Regions from separate parts of the Mus musculus genome. Here region 2 is linked to region 1. The links are chromatin loops, found by intact Hi-C in ENCODE. Cell type or tissue: heart. All regions are shown on one strand. Each heading gives the region's core, and the rest is flanking DNA. Links, peaks and the distances in the headings are about the cores only. Region 1 holds the start of Gm6569 (predicted gene 6569). Region 2 holds the start of Gm52173 (a long non-coding RNA gene).

What was found. Peaks named below come from ENCODE experiments on the same cell type or tissue, not always from the same donor. Only the 100,000 strongest peaks of a DNase experiment are listed, where the experiment ranks them.
Region 2: a loop joins it to region 1, with 6 times the contacts of the local background. A loop is called at or near these places in 5 of 42 quality-filtered maps.

The regions. Positions count from the first base shown.
Region 1 is chr15:73,829,666-73,837,990 of GRCm38, reverse strand. All of the region lies in intron 1 of Mroh5 (maestro heat-like repeat family member 5), which reads left to right. Gm6569 (predicted gene 6569) reads right to left here and starts at 4,881. Exons shown (of 4, transcript NM_001374241.1): 1 at 3,664-4,881; 2 at 2,408-2,486; 3 at 1,746-1,869. The coding sequence starts at 1,812. In heart, for the core only: CTCF peaks have their summits at 4,382 and 4,612 (motif pointing left); a DNase peak (open chromatin) is centred at 4,550; H3K27ac peaks cover 422 bases; H3K27me3 peaks cover 3,243 bases.
Region 2 is chr15:73,902,242-73,910,566 of GRCm38, reverse strand. Gm52173 (a long non-coding RNA gene) reads right to left here and starts at 6,853. Exons shown (of 3, transcript XR_003951470.1): 1 at 6,817-6,853; 2 at 6,091-6,249; 3 at 2,468-2,579. In heart, for the core only: a CTCF peak has its summit at 3,718 (motif pointing right); no DNase peak of the experiment used is centred there.

The sequences.
Region 1 (8,325 bases), core at 264-8,263:
ACCACTTGCTAGAGAAGGGCAAAGATGAAAGAGAAGCAACTGAGGTCAGAGGGTGGAGAGTTTGATTTGGGATGGGTTGGGTTGAAGCCTTCAGATAGACCCATGGAGAACATAGCTGGCTGGAGACAGACCTGGGGAAATGGCATTTAGAGCCAAAAGAGTGGATGAAATCACCTGGGGAGGGAGGGGAGGAGGGAGGGGAGAAGGGAGGGAAGAGGGAAAGGGAGGGAAGGGGTGGGATGGAAAGGAAGAGAGGAGGGAGGGAAGAAGGAAGAGAGGAAGGAGAGAGGGGGAGGGAAGGAGGAGAGGAGGGAGGGAAGGAGGAAGGGAGGAGGGAGGGGGAGGAGAAGTCAGGGGAGAGGAGGGGAGGGGAGAGGAGGGAAGGAGAAGAGATCCTGGACCAAGCCTGGGGCCATCTGTCCTTGCCAGGTCAGAGAGAGGAGAAGCCAGTGAGGGGACCAAAGAGAAGACAGTGATGTAGGAGCAGTGTGGGAGATTCTGGAAGCAGATCAGGCTGAGTCACGTGCTGCCCGTGGGTCACATCAAATGAGGCCTGAGAGCTGGCCTCAGACTTAGCGTGGTGAAGGACATCGGTGACCTTGACCTGAGTTGCTTCAGGGAAGTACAGAAATTAAGCCCGATTAGAGCAGGTTCAAGAGCAAATGGGAGAGAGAGAGAGATTTAGAGGCGGCAAGGATTTGTTATAAATGTGGAGCAGAGAAATCAGGCAGTCGCTACAAGGGAAGTGAGGTTGAGAGAGAGGACAGAGAGCCTCCCGCCTCTGTGGTAATGGCTGTGGAAAGCGAATGCTTCTGCCTGAGGCAGAGGGTGGCTTGGGTGTGGCTGCGTCAGAGAGAAGGGTGGGCAGCTGGCCTTGGCTGGGAATGGATAAGGTGGGACAGTCAAAGCATCAGTGTGTGAGGGCAAGTACCTGAGTCCTAAGATGGCTTCAGTGTCACAGGGAGAGAGATTCATAGCCAGCAGCTGGGGCACAGAGAGAAGGCACCTAGCTGTTGCTAGGAGAGAGACCAGGCAACCAAGAAGTCAGGGGCCTGGCCTGGTGGAGGCACCCTTCAGGCAGCTGTTAAAAAATGGGGGTGAAGACCTGGTTCTTCCAGCCAACAGGACACAGACAATGAAGGGGGTACCATGGGGGGTGCCAATCAAGGGCAGCAGGAAGAGAAGGCTGGCTGGGTGGGAGGTGAGACAAAGCAGAGAGTGCAGGGAGGTGGCTAAAAACAGAGGGTGTGTTTCCCCCAAGTAGGGCAGGAGCTTCCTCAAGGGAGCAGACCAGAGAAGAATCCAAAAATGGATGTAGGGGAGCTATAGTCGCTATGCTGACCAGGCCTTGACCAAGCTTGAACTAGATGAATCCAGAGGCCTGAGCCGCGGGAAGGGAAGAAGTCAGCAGGATGATAGATAAACAGTCAGTGAACAGAGAGGGTGGTGTCCCCACTAGGGTGGAGGACTGGGATCCTAGAGGGTCTTAAGGAGGTGTGGCCAGAACAAAGAAGGCCCCGTCTGTTCTCCCCCAGGAGGGCTCTCAGGTCAAAGGCTTAGGGGAGGGCAGAAAGGAATTCAGAAGAAAGACTGGTGTCCTCCACTACCTGGGCCCCACCCCCACTTTCTGGAAGATAGCTGGAATGCTGCTTCCTGTTCCCACATTCTCAGAACAGCCCCCCCAAAATCCCCCTTACACACACACACACACACTTCTCATCAGACATCTTCCCCATGTGTCTCACCTGGAGTGGTGACAGGGGGCGGGGCCAGACCAGTGGGGCTGAGGTCCCCAGAACACGGGGAAGCCATGTCAGAAGCAGTCCCACTTCTGTTTACTTGGCTGCCCAGGAGACTGGGAGGGTCCTTCTGGAAGACAGAATGTTGCGTTTAAAGGGGCCCCATCTGGAAGGGGGATGGGGCAGGGCTCATGAGAGTCCGAAGGTACCTTCATATCCTGTCTTGACTCAGATCAATCCGGTATTCACATGCCAGTCTATGCCCATGGGGCTGCTGAGAACTTGATCCCCCTCAGTGACACTTCCCCGCCATGGGCACTTCAAGAGTGTTTCCAGAGCCTAGGAGCCTAACATCAGCTCCTATCTTCAGCAACTCAAGTAGAGCCCAGACTTGAGCCAGACTAAGGCTCCTGCTTCAGGAAACCTCTGTGGACTTGTGCCCTCCCCTACCCCAGCCCCATGGACCCAGCACCAAGGATCAAGGATGTGGGGCTGACAAGATAAGAATCTCCAGAAGGAATTGCTGTGGATACCGGAGCTTCCTGAGGTCAAGAGCACTGAGCACTGTGGCATAGCTTCCCTGCTGTTGCCACCCTAGCACTCATGGTCCAGGAACTAGCCATAATCCCTGAGAGAGGCTGGGAGGTATCACTCCCCTCCATGCATACCTGCAGGCTATAAGAAGGCCCAGGAACCAAGACAACCTCAGAAGAAGTGGATGTCCTTGCTTGTAGTTGGATCTGGGGCCTGGAAGAGAGAAGACCCAACCTCCAGCAATCATGTGAGCAAGTTCACTGTCAGGGGCTATTTGTTACCTGGCCGCGCTGACTGATACAGCAGTGCTGCAGTGGGAGAACGGGGGCAGCTTCATGGAAGAGTGGCCTACCCATCATTCACACTACCACCACCCACGTCTGCATTTTCACATCTGTTTTCTCCTGCCTTGCTATCCACTGCAGGGCAAGTGCCATCTTGTCCTTCTGGTCTGCTCTGTACCTCTGATCCCACAGAGCCTTCAAGGGAAGTCACCTGTCTGAATCAGTCCCTCCCTTGACTTCTGTGGCCTCATGCATCCTGGGATGGAGCATGTCTTGCTCTAGGCAGCCCATACTAAGACCACTCCCTTTCAATTCCATTCAGTCATAGTAAAAGGGCTAAAGTCCCTTACAGTCCCCAAACAGCCACAGCCAAGTTGTTGGTCCCCTGACCTCCCTAAGTCTTAGAGAATGCTGGTTCCTGGCTACCCACAACACCCACCCCAACAGAGCTTTAGTTCTATGTCCCATGCACATCAGCTTACACCCTCACCGCCACATCAATGTGCCACTCTGCCCATCTCCCAAAGTCTTGGACCAGTAGCCCTCATCCTTCACTGACCTGGCCAGCCACCATTCCCGGTGACTGGGAGTCAACTGTGTGATAGGAATGAGATCAGCCATATTGCCTGCCATGGTGGCTCTTTTCACTTAATACAATGTCTTTGGAGGCAGCCACACATGCAAGACATCAGCTTTCCTTCTTATTAAAGGCTGGATGGTATCCCCTGGGTGCCTCATCACATACCTCCATCCATTCGGTCATAGATAGAAACAGGCCGCTCCCACACCCTGGCCTTGTGGAGGTGACTGTGGACAAGGCGTGAGAGACACATCCTGAGATTCTAATCTTGATGGCTTTGGATGTGTGCCCAGAAGGGTGATTACGAGATCTTATGGCAGCGCTATTTTTAATTTTCTGAGGAACCTCCGAACTGTTTTCTTCACTGGCTGCAACCCTGTCACACTTCACCCACCAGGCAGGAGCATTCCCCTCCCCCGACACCCCTGAGTCTTGCTTTTCAGTAGTCTGTCCTGACAGGTAAGAACGGACAGCTTGCCATGGGTGGCTCTGACCGCACAGCCTAGGTTTCTAGTGATGGAGTCACCTGTGCGTGAATCTGCCGGTCAGATGTCTGTCCACTCTGGATGACGTCACCCAACTCCTGCCCTGCTTTCATCGGGGTTTCTCTGTTGATGACTTGAGCGTTTTCTTTTACTGTTTGGCTGTAACTCCTTATCATAGAGAAGTGATTGTCAGTATCTTCCCCTGGCTGGGGTGTGTGCTGGGCAAAGGGGAGGGCTGCCTTCCGTTTCACTATTTCCTCGCTTTGCTGAAGTTTTTTTGCTTGAACACTGTCTTCTCCACCTTCTTCCCCTGGGCTTTTGGTTTCATGGCCAGGGAGGACAATGTCATTTCTCCTGTCCCCTAGGTTTCCTTATAAAAGTCTTGCAGTTAATTCCCAGCCTGACATGAATGTCTCCAGAGGGGCACAGACCCATGCCTGGCTCCTCCGTCAACAATGCAGCTCCTCTGTCCTTCACCCACTGGGCCCAGCACAGTTCATGGGTCTGCCACCCTAGAACTCAGAAACCAAGCCTGGCTTCCCAGAGACCAGGAAGAGCTAGGAAGGTGCACTGTTTCCTTAGGAAGGGGGCAAATTCCAGGGTTCCCGAGTTGCAAAAAAAAAAGAAAAAGAAAAAAGAAAAAACCTGCATCACTGGACACTGAGAGCTGAGAACAGCCAGGGGCTCCCCTGAAGTGGGTCAGGCTCCTCTCCTAGGGGAGCCAGTATGCAAGGGTTTGGTAGTGAAGCCCAAGAGAAAACCACCCACATCTACCCTGAGGAGGTGAGATGCTGGACTCCACCCCACTGCTGGTCCTAGGATAGAGGGAGGTGCTATAGAAGCATCTCACTTCAGAGGCTCCAGGACAGAGTGGCAGGCTCAGTGGAGTCCCCGCCCTCCCATCTCCTCCTCATCCCGCCCCCACTCCAAACCGCAGCCCTCTGATCACAGTCCTGTCTGTGACCACAGCGCCACCTACTGGCTGCATGGGGGGAGCCAGACAGGTGACACATTGAGGCAAGATTGAAAGACTAGCACCCTGGAAAAAGAGGGTGCCACCAGATAGCCTCGTTCCCACACCGGACTTGTTTAGTGGCCTGAGTTTGCATCCTGTTTCTGCCCTAAACAGCAGTGTGACCAATGTATGGTCCTCTCTGAATTTTATTCCAGAACAGAACAGTGGGCACATCTGACCTTGAGAGGCATGAAGAAGTGGCCCCCACTTGACAGGGCACCTATGTCTGGCAGATATTTGGTGGTGCTCACAAGCAGACCAACACAAGCACGGCATAGCCAGGATCACTGCTGAATTCAGGTTCTCCTGCATACCATGGGTGCTTGCCACTCGTACAAAGTCACCATTACAGTTTCCCGCCCACACAGGTATGGTGTACAGCTAAGAAATAGTCTTCGTAGATGGCCTAGTCGGCCATCACTGGAAAGAGAGGCCCATTGGACTTGCAAACTTTATATGCCCCAGTACAGGGGAACACCAGGGCCAAAAAGGGGGAGTGGGTGGGCAGGGGAGTGGGGGTGGGTGGATATGGGGGACTTTTGGTATAGCATTGGAAATGTAAATGAGCTAAATACCTAATAAAAAATGGAAAAAAGAAAGAAAGAAATAGTCTTCGTATAAGGACAATGACATAGCTACAGACCCAGGAAGGAATACGTATGAAGACTTGAGATAATCTGTTTAAGCTTCCTGTGGCTTTATTTAGCAACCAACACACAAAATTCCTAAAATTTCAGGAATCAGAGCCTACTGGGCTGGCTCCCACATACCCTTGGTCAAGGGCCCTAGGCAAAAATGGTTACCAGGGCCCTAGGAGTCACCACACTCAGAAGTCACAGAACCAGCTCTGCTGTGACCTGCCTCGTGAACGGATAGATAAGGAGGTGTCGGCCTCCCTAAACGAACCTAGGGTTTCAACTCTGCCTCTCAGACAGAACACATGGCCTGAGGGCTCATGGGTATCGGGAAGTCTGGACCGACCAGATCAAGGTGTGAACCAGCTCTAAGTCAGCTACGGGACTCTTTCTGGCTGCAGACAGTACCTTCTTAGAGTGTCCTTGCATGGGGACAGCCCTTGGGCCTCATTCACTTGGTTACCAGCTCTGCCTTTCCTCCTAGGCAGGGAAACTGAGCTAGAGCAGTCATGGGGGCTGCAGATCAAGGTCAAAGCTGCTTATAGCAGACTCTGGAGCCAAGGTGATCAGTCCTCGGTCACCAGGGCCTCAGCTGTGAAGAGCCAGGCCCACAGCCTCCAGCCTTCCCCCAGACGAGTGGCCTTTGCAGATGTCGTCCATGCAGTCTCATAGGATGTCAGGGTTGGATTCAGTTCTGCGGTGACCCTAGACACCTGATGGGTCACACCTAGCTGGCTCTTCCATCTTCCACAGGTGCCCCAGCCCCAGCTGAGACTTGTCTTCACAGTTCCATACGAGCAAACCTCAAACCCTCATGGTGTCTGCACACGCTGTCCCTCAGTACTTCCCGGGTCCTCAGCCCAACCTCCCCAGCTGCCCTGCCCCACCCTGAGGCTGGGCTTCCTCCTTTGCCTCCCACACTTTGTGGGTGAAGCTGGGTCCCAGGAATGCCCAAGGCTAAGTAAGCACTGTGACACTCAGCACCATCAGCCAGGACTGGCATTGTTCACATCTCTCAGACTATTAGACTGGGATGGTGGCCACCATTCGGCACCAGAACCAAGAAGCCCCTACCCTGCCCAGACACTATACTGGTGTACTCTTACCCTCTCATCAAGTCTCAGAGCGACCCAGCAGCTTGGTAGATATGCTCCCATTTCACAGGAGTGGAGACTAAGGCCCAGAGAGGTTGAATGAATGACACGGAGCCGTAAGATCAGTAAATGGAAAGGCTGAGTTTGGTGTGGGACACTTTGCCCCACCCTCTACTTAGAGCCTCAGCTGGCCTCAATCCAGGAGCTGTGTCTATGTGGGGATGTTTGCCAGGCATGTCTGTGCAATAGCACCCAGATAGGATAGCATAGCATCTCATGTGTTCAGCTGGAGCCCTCAAGAGCAGTCACAGCCCCAGCCTAGGCTCTTCTGTCACCACAGGGTCCTGGACTCCTATTACAGATGGTCCACTCATACACAAGTCACAGAGAATGCCAGAGGTGTGAGGAACCAAGAGATAGACATGAAGCAGCCTGACTGGGGACACACATCCTCAATGCATGTGTAGACCCAAGCACATATCCCCAGCCTACCATCCTCAGAACAGTGCTGGCACCACAGCACTGTCTCTAGAAGGGTGCTGTGGACACTGGAGCCATTATGACCTCAGGGTGAGGTCAGGGCCAGCCAGGACAGCGCTAGCCTGTTGGTAAGGATAGAGCTGCAACTGGGACCTGTGGGTGGCCTGCTCTGGATCTCAACATGAATGGGCAGCATTCTGACAGGTCCCACAGCCGCAGCTCAATTGATAAGCCCTCATCAGCCATGTCCCACAACTCCAGGTCAGTTCAGTCCTGGAAGACATGGGGGAGCCAGAGGCCACCCAGCCCGCAGGCGCCTGGCTTCTTCACCTTCCAGGGCAGCAACACACCATCTTGGAGGGTGCATCCTGGGGTGGCCATGATAGGGCCTAGGGGTATCATCTCCAAGAGCAGGCTAAGGGGGACTTAGGGTGGGTCCTGGGCTGTTGCTGCCCTCAGTGTGATAGGAGGAGGGAAAATTGCCAGGAGAGGAGGGGACAGAAACTGCTCATGAGGACCAGAGATAAAGATGGGCAAGGGTCACAACATGGCGTGAGCCGGCAAATGGACAGCTGGACAGACAGGGATGGACTGCTGCCTACTTCCGTGTCAGCTTCTTCAGGGCAGAATGGGAAGGAAGGACGCAATAGCTTGTGTTTCTACAGACTTGACCCCAAGAAGAGGAGATACTGCTGTTCACTCATCACACACACACACAGACCTACACACATGTGTACAGGCATACCCACACACATACACATATATGTACATCCATGTGTGTGTGTGTGTGTGTGTATACATATACATACACATATATACACACACATATACACACATGTATATATACATACACATGCATGTATGTACATGCATGCAAGTACACGTGTATATGTGCACATACATGGGTGTACACACACACATATATATATACACATGTATACTCACATAAGTACATATGCATATGCACACAAACGAGGTGCCCACAGGATAGCTTCGCCCACAGGCCACAGCCTCAGCCCAGCCTTCCAGGTCTGCTGTTTTAAGTTGACTTCTTCCTCTGCCACATGACCCCCCATATCTTGCTACTTCTGCCTACAATGTCCAGAGCTCTCTTATGTGGTCACTTCCCCCTGTGTCCCACCTCATTGCAATGTGATCCCCGTGAGGGAAAATTGAGAATAATAGTTGTGACAACCTTTGCTCTGTGCACAGGGCCCAGTTCCCAGATGCCAGCTTTATGAGGACACAGTCCACTCTGTACAGGGACAGAGCAGCAAGGACTGGGATTCTCCACCATACTTGTCCCACCATACAGTTTCTGAGCAGAATTTCCAAATGTGATGACTTCTGAGGAGAGCCAGCTCATGGCTCACTGACAGCCACCCTCCAGCTGAGCAGTCACATGGATCATCCTCTTATGGAGGCACTAACCCAGTGCTTGGGCCCCATCCTCAGGACCCATCTTAACCCCAATCATTT
Region 2 (8,325 bases), core at 234-8,233, 73 kb before region 1:
GCATCCAGGACCCTCGAGAGTTCTGCTCGCACCATGTCTTTGGAAACATCAGGAACCTTTTCCACATTTAAAATTCACCATTATACAATTTGCCTTGAGTTGGTGAATGAATTGAAAACAAGGTCCCCTTACACTGGAAGGCTGGCCACACTGCTGCAGTGTCTGTGAGCATAAGGCATGTGATACTGTCACTCATGGAACACGGAAACTTCCTACTTAGTCCCTCATGGGGGGTGGTTCTAAGCTGCCTCCAGCCCCTCGTGCTAAAGAAAGGGGTCCTAGGAACTCAGGCCCCTTTGCAGCCCCCCAAGGAATTGCCCAGAAATATTACAGCCTGGGCCCAACCTTGAAATGGCACCCTCACCAGGTTCTCAGCTAGAGAGAGGGAGCCCTGTGGAGATGAGGCAGCAGGAGCTCTGAATTAAAAACCAGGAGGAACCAACAGGATTCACACCGCAGGACAAAGCTCTCCTTGACATCAGCTCAAATCCATGGTCACAGCTAACAGGATGATCACCCTTGTCCCGCAGCGCTGAGGGCTGAAGGAACAAGAAGCAGTGATGGTGGGTGGTAAGGGCAGGCCTCACTTCCTGTCCACAAAAGACCTAAAAAGACCAGCAGGGCCTGAACCACCAGAGTTCTCTCATCCCTCCCTGGACCCTGCTCACCCTCAGCATCCACCCCCTTCTCTACCTCCTCCCAACCTGCTGCCTCAACCTTCTTGTACTCTTTCTTAGGGGGTCTGTTGCCCTGAGCTACGTACGGAGCTGACAGGGCCATGCAAGGGAAGCAGAGAGGCAAGTGAGGACCTGAAAACCAGCTATACCTGGAAGCAGAGGACTACAAACAGTTCAAGACAAAGCTGAGAAGTAAGGGGTCTGCAGGATGAGGGTCTGGGCTGTGGGGTCTACTGGACAGGGTCTGGTAGATAGAGTGTGGTAGACAAGGTCTAGTGAATGGGGCCTGCTGAATGGGACCTGGTGGGTGGAGTCTGGTGGGTGGGGCCTGGTGGGTGGAGTCTGGTGGGTGGGGCCTGGTGGGTGGAGTCTGCTGGATGGGGCCTGGTAGGTGGAGTCTGCTGGATGGGGCCTGGTGGGTAGGGTCTGCTGGATGAGAGCCTGTGGGTGAGCACCCTGCAGTATTGAACTCTAGGGGGCAAAGGTAGAAACCCCCGAGCTGGACAGAAGGAAAGTGACCCCTGGAAGCACTCCTCTGAACCCTACTGCAAGTGTTTCTTGCCTCATTACTGGCCAGAAAGGAATTGGGTTGATGGGACAAGTTGATGGGACTTACTGACAACCAAACAGTAGGCAGTGAACCTGGAGGGGTAGAATGTCCCTCCCTCCTATAGGAATACAGTTGCAATCCACCGGAGGGCCCTGAGGTACCTGTGGAGTAGGCAGTAGCCTGAAGGGCAATGACCTACTAGAAGGACCACAACGGGACAGTGGCCATGCTTGGAGTACTGAAGTCCTGGGAGCCAGACCTTGGGGACCATGGCTTGCAAGACCCCAGTCCCAATCTAGAGGGCCAGCTCTGGGTTCCATGGCACAGGGAAGACACTGAAGGTTTGAAAGCAACCACAACAAAAGCCCAGGGTGGACTGGAGAGCAGACAGGGGTGGGGTGTTAGAGCCTAGCGGGTGTGGTCCAGGCCCACACTGTAGAGTGAAGGCAGTGTGTCAGACCGAGGAGGGCTGAGTGCTTCTCTCCTTCCCTCAGTTTTTTATCCATATACTGACTCCAACAGGAAATCTGTGCACACAGGAGTAGACGTCATAGAGGCCAAGGGGACTCAGGCCCAGGCCAGCAGGCCCAGGCTCATCTTTGGGCCACCAGCTTTTTTCCTCTGACTTTACCAGTGCCCCAGCAATCTAGACCCCAGCATCAGCATCCAAAGAGGGCAGTCCTGAACACCTTTTAGGAAGGCACACTCCTGCAGTAAAAGGCATTCAGCTTCCCACCTGCTAGAGGTTCACCCATCCACAGATCCACCCCTGAATTTGAGGTAACACAGCCATACACACCCACATGGCTGGCATGCCTGAGTTTTACCATCTCAGCCTCTGGCCTGGTAGCCATCTGCCACTTGGCCAGGTGCTGTCAGTGGTGATAGGGACCGCCATGGTGACATCTGGTGGCTTCCCATCTCAACACAGATGGTACAGAAGAGACAGCTGGCATCATAGAGAGCAAAAGGGAACAGGGGTCAGAGCAAGATCCAGCCCTGAGCTGCCCATATCCTAGTGGGCCCTCCCAGGCCAAGTACCCGTGGGTGTGTGGTATTATTCTACTCTGCACAGACACTTCTGCACACGGTCAAGTACTCCTCAATACCAGACACCCCTCCTGTTGGTACACCTCACCTTCGGGGCCCTTCCCCATCTGTGATAGCCAATTTATGTCAACTTGACATAAGCTAGAGTCATTTTAAAAGAGGAAACCTCAGATGAGAAAAATGCCCCCACCTGATTGGCCTGCAGGCAAGTCTGTGGTACATTCTCTTGATGGGTGATTGACATGAGAGCGCCCAGATCGCTATGGGTAGGTAGTGCCACCTCTGTGCTGGGAGTCCAGGTGCTGTAAGAAAGCAGGCTGAAGTAGCAAGGCTGAAGCAGCAGTCCTCTGTGGCCTCTACATCAGCTCCTATCTCCAGGTTCCACTCCTGACATCCCTCGGGGATGCACCATGATGCAGAACTGTCAGTTGAAATAAACCCTTTCCCAAGTTGCCTTTGCTCGTGGTGTTTTATCACGGTAATAGAAACTCTAACTAAGACATCCCTGAGTGCCTGCCTCAAGGCTCCAAGAACAAGGGTGTTTGTGTGCATGGTGAAGGCTGGCCCCTTGGGGTGGGGAGGTGGCACCTACCTGCCACCTGGGGTTCCTAAAGGGTTAAACAAAGAAACACAGCTATAATACAATCATCTCCACCTGCTCAGAGAACACTCATGATCAGTGGTGGTTACAGTGCTCACTAGCCTCTCCTCCCACAAACAGCCCAGCAACAGGTACCCTGAAGACCAGAAAAATATAAGGACACAGTTTTAGCCCAGGCCACCTGACCATTCCTGGCCCCTTTGGACATTGGATATGGAGACCAGCCCTGAAGTCTCTGGAGGTACAAGGAAGGACAGAGGAGAGAGGACAAATTGCCTAGAGATTTCCAATGCTATCCCCTAAAATCCAGGCTTGAGACTCAAACCCACAGCCCTGTTTAAGAGAGGTGTCCTCAGGCCTTGGCAATGAGGTACTTTGAGGCTGGGGACCAGAGCCACAGGCATCTCCAGGAAGAGAGAGTAGCATCCAAATAGCCAACACAGCATGGAAGCTCAGCCTCACCACACATTCAGGACCCCTTGCCTGCAGGCCAGTCCAAAACTAGGTGTATATCAACTCTGTGTCTCCTAGTGGCTATCTCTGGGCTCATAGCCAGCCCTCTGGTTATGTCCTCAGGCAGTAATAGGGTGAGGGCAAGAACCATCATGAAGTCTCCCTTAGAGGGTTCTCATCTTGGCTCCACCATCACCTGCCCAATGTGTCTCTCACATTATCATCTAAAGGTTGACATTTCAGCCTATGGGGTGGGGCACACCTTCAGGTAGTACCATACCACCACCTGAGCCTGCAAGGGACCCAGCCACCTTTCTAGGTCAGCTTTCCCATTGATGGGTTGGATGTCCAGAGTTCATGTGCTTTGATTAATACCTAGTGACCAACAGGTGGTGCTGTTTGAAGACGTTGTGGACCCTTTAAAACAGTGGTTCTCAATCTTCCTGATGCTATAATTTTTTAATACAGTTCCTCATGTTATGGGGACACCCCCCCCAACCATAATATTACTTTCATTGCTACTTCATAACTGTAGTCTTGCTACTGTTAGGAATCATAATGTAAATATCTGTGTTTTCCGGTGCCCTTAGGTGACTCCTTTGAAAGGTTTGTTCGACCTCCAAAAGGGTTTCAACCCACAGATTAAGAATTGCTGCTTTAAAAGGTGGGGCCTTAGCTCATTGGACTGTAGAACCACAGAGGGTAGGTAGCCTTCAGGGTCAGAAACAAGTCCCACTTTTTTTTTTAAGATTTATTTATTATTATATCTAAGTACACTGTAGCTGTCTTCAGACACACCAGAAAAGGATGTCAGATCTCATTACGGATGGTTGTGAGCCACCATGTGGTTGCTGGGATTTGAACTCAGCACCTTCAGAAGAGCAGTCAGTGATCTTAACCGCTGAGCCATCTCTCCAGCCCCAGTCCCACTTTTGACCGGGATTTTCTGCTCCCTAGTCTGCTGAGATGGGAGCAAGAAGCCACACAGCCCTGCCACCTTGACTGTAAATGTCTCTCACTGCCAGATCCTCACCATGGTAGACTGTGTTCTCTCAAACTGTAAGCCAAAAAACCAATCTTCCTCCCTTACATTGTCTCTATCCAGTATTCTGTTGCTGTAGAGAGTATCTCATATATTCCCTCAAGGCCCAAGAACTTTACCAAGGTTTCTAGAGAATAGGAGCCCCCACATGGCGTGGAGCAAGTTCTACCAGTGGAAGGAGGCAGAGGAGGAAGGGCCTCAGTGAAGGGAAGCAGGGTGGCCACACGGTTGGATGACAGGGTTGGGCGGTGTGGGCGGTGGGGGGTGGGGCAGTGGGATGGGGGTGGGGGAAGTGGGGTGGGGGTGGGGGTGGAGGCAGTGGGGTGGGGGGTTGGGGGGGGCAGTGGGGGGGTGGCGCCTCATCCACCACATTCAGCACCAGAGAAAAAGAGCATAAATCACAGCAGGCTTTCGAGACAGCCCCGGCCATTTTCCCAGCATTCCATTTAAACAGGAAGCCTCAGTGGGGGCTGCAGACAGAGTCATGAGGAGGAGGTACCTGACCAGCCTGGAGAATCGCTCCTGAGTGCCTTGTTTTTAAGGAGAATATATGAAGAGCCATGTCAATTTCCACTTAAATCCCAAGCCTGGGACGCCTTCGCCTAGAATTCTATTTTAAAACGTTGAAAGCACTATTTCAGAGCAGAAATCAATAAAATACACCAAAAAAGAAAAAGAAAAAAGGAAAGGGGGTACTAAGCAAAGCATCTCCCGGCTCCTACTAAATGCTATTTTTTGAAAACATCAATAGCTTCAGCTTTTAACTTAATTCTCGAGTATGCAGTCGGTTCACTTAGAGATTTTTATGGGGAGGCAATCCTGCTCTCTGGTCCCAACTAAAATGAGCAAATGAAAGGCCACCAGGACCACACAGCTGCCTCCTGCTCCCCTCCAGGATTGGGACCTTGGCCACCTGAAGACCATTATTCACAGACCCTACCCCTCTCAAATGGGTGCACACCGGCTTAAACTCCCTAGGAAGACAGGCATAGCTTAAGGAGATGGGTGACCAAGTCCTTCTCTGCAATCTGGAGCATTCTGTGGCCACATGGGGACAGGGGCAGACTGGGAAGGACAGAGTAGAGCCAAGGGACTCTGGCTAGCTCTCATCCTGCTCATCCCTGGCCCACTGGACTACAGAAGGCCAAAGCGCATACCCCTCCAAGCACATCCCTTGGGCCAGTGACTCCCACATTCTATGGAATTTCCCCTTTGTCTTTCCCAAGAAGTGGCAGCTTGACAACTGTCCCTGCACCCCAGGGTTGGGCTGACAGCTATGCAGAGAAGGGTCACTGGCACAGATAGACATGTGACATTGTGACAGCCTTGGAAAGGGGCTATAACTTTGCCAGGTAGATGCATGGGTAAGAAGTGACTGGAAGGGCTGGTTCATGGCTTCATGCCAACCCTGGCTAGGCAACAACCTGCCTAGGAGACAAAGCTGCCTCCCACTACTCTCTGAGCCCCAGTCTCACTGTGCCAAAGTGTCTCCTTGGCAGAAAGGCAGTTGGACCAGATAATCTCCCAGGCCCCTCTTCTTTTCTGGGATTCAGTCAGGTGCTGGGAGACTGGAGATCTGTGTGTGTGTGTGCTGTACCAGCATCTGTCAGTCAGCCTTGCCTCTCTGTGCCTCAGCTTTCCCCTGAGCTGCTTAGCCTGGACAGGGAGGAAGGAAGAGTCAGAGTTGAGCCCAGGAGCTCTCCTAGCTGAAGCATACCTGTCACACTCAACATGAGAGAGGTCCAAGGCCAAACGCTTGAGGTCAGCTATGATCACATCTCACGGGAACAAGCATCAACAAACATGGTCCTGGAAGATTCTGGAGTCTCCAGTGAGGTCATCTCTGCCCTATTCTTCCCATGATGCCGATGACCTCCTAGCAGGAAGTCAATGAACATTAAAGTTAAGAAACATCTAGAAAACCAACAAGCACATCTTCACTCAGCTCCCATCATCTTGCAGTGGAGGGACAGAAGACTAGTTGTAGCTACCAGGGAAAAGAGGATCATGGGAGAATCCTGGGCATTCTAGCCTTTCTCACCTGGTGCCAGAAAAGAGCACCAAGGTAACACAGAAAAGCAGGTCTAGAAGCCAATCCGCCATCTATCTCAGATTGGAGCCCTATTACAGTTACCATGACAAAGGGACAGGAGAGACAGTGTCTCCCAAGGCTGGCAGAGTATCTCTAGGCTTGGGATCAGCTGAAATCACTGCAATAAAGCCAGATAAACAGACACATGTTCCAGGTGGGTTCCAGCTCAGCAGCTGCAAAGCCAGGGAAGGAACAGGGGTGGGACAGACCACCCTACCCTCCACCCCACAGAAGCAGGCCTGACACAGCTCTTTGCTTGCCTCCAAACACTCCTGCTCCAGGTCAACACTTGCCTCAAACATCCCAGAGCTATGGTGCCTTCCCTGGCCCCCAAAGCTATCTTAACACTACCTGGCCACAGAGTCCTGGTTTTCTACCACAGTGTTCTGGATGCTGAGTGGACATGATACCTCTACCAGCTCCTTTAACACCTAATCTCCCACTATACAGAGGCAATATGTCTTGTCACAATAAGGCCTATGTCTGTGACACCAGCTGCCTGGGGCTTGGTTGGAGCAACCAGGCTTCCAGGGTACAGATGTTCACCACCATAGTGATCCTGGTCACTCCCTGGGTCCTTGGGTCCTGGCTGCCATGAGTTTCTTCTCCATTCTTCGGGTCATCCAGAGGCAGAGGCTCTGCCCATATAGCATCCTTATCCTCCACTGAGCCTTCTTCATCGTAAGACCCCTTGCTCTTTACTGTCTGCACACTGCAATGGCAGTCTGCCCTGTCATCAGAGCACCCCCAAACTCACAAAGAGCCATCAAGGCCCAACACCCCTGTGTCTTCTGAGCCTACTTCTTGCTTCCTGAGATGGGCCAGGCATAGCTCAAGAGACCCTTCTTTCCCCAAAAGCCATACACTCTCCCAAAGGTCCCCATCCCTAGGGTTCCCATAGGCCTGCCCCTCCCAAACAGGTATCTACAGGCTTTCCCACACAGGTGGCAGCATGCACGGCAGCAAGGTCATAGCCTGTCTTCCTCTAGGGGCTAGGGCAGGAACGGGACTTTCCAGACAGTCAGTCCCACAGTAGATGTGACATTGGCGATGGACACAACTCTCATTCTCTGTGCTTGGTCACTCACCTTCAGCTTCCGGGAATAAAACAGGAACAGGAATAATAGAAATAATAATAAATAAAAAGTGGACAGGATATGGCCAGCCATGGTAGACATCACTGTCCTCCACAGCTCTTACGCAAGGCATTGCTGTGCAGTGTGGGTCTGAGGTAGCTGCTCAAAGACCCAATCACTCTGGCCTTCCCTTCCCCAGCTGCTCTTCCCACTGTCCCTCTTAGGCTACAGCCCACACAGCTTCTCCTCCAGCCCCTGCCCAGCCCAGGGTCTCCACACAACTTCAGAGCACAGATTACACACAACCCAGGTGCTGGCCCCTAGGCTCCTCACAACTTATTACTAGATGAAGGAATGAAAATGTACCCAAAGCTTGTGTCCCTTTGGCCTGAGGTCTGGACAGCACCTCTGACAGGCCATGGCACATTCCGAGTCCCTGAACTTGTACAAGGCCTAATTAAAGATGTTGTTAGCCAGAGGCCTTGCTGAGTTCCAATGACATATGTCCCAATCCATGGGAAAGAAACAGGGGAGACTTGAGAGAAAGGAGGGCCATGTGAAAACAGAGACTGGAGGGTCACAACTACAATCACAGAATGCCTGGGGCCTCCAGAAGTAGGAGGAAATGGTCTGTACTTCCTCTAGAGAAAGCTCCTTGGGGTGTAGTGGCCTGGGGCTTCAGGTAAAACCTGAGGGGCTCGTTTCTGCTCTGCTCGTTAACTGTGGCCACCTGCAGCAACCAACACCCCACCCTTCCAGGAAGTGAACTTCATTATGAGAAATT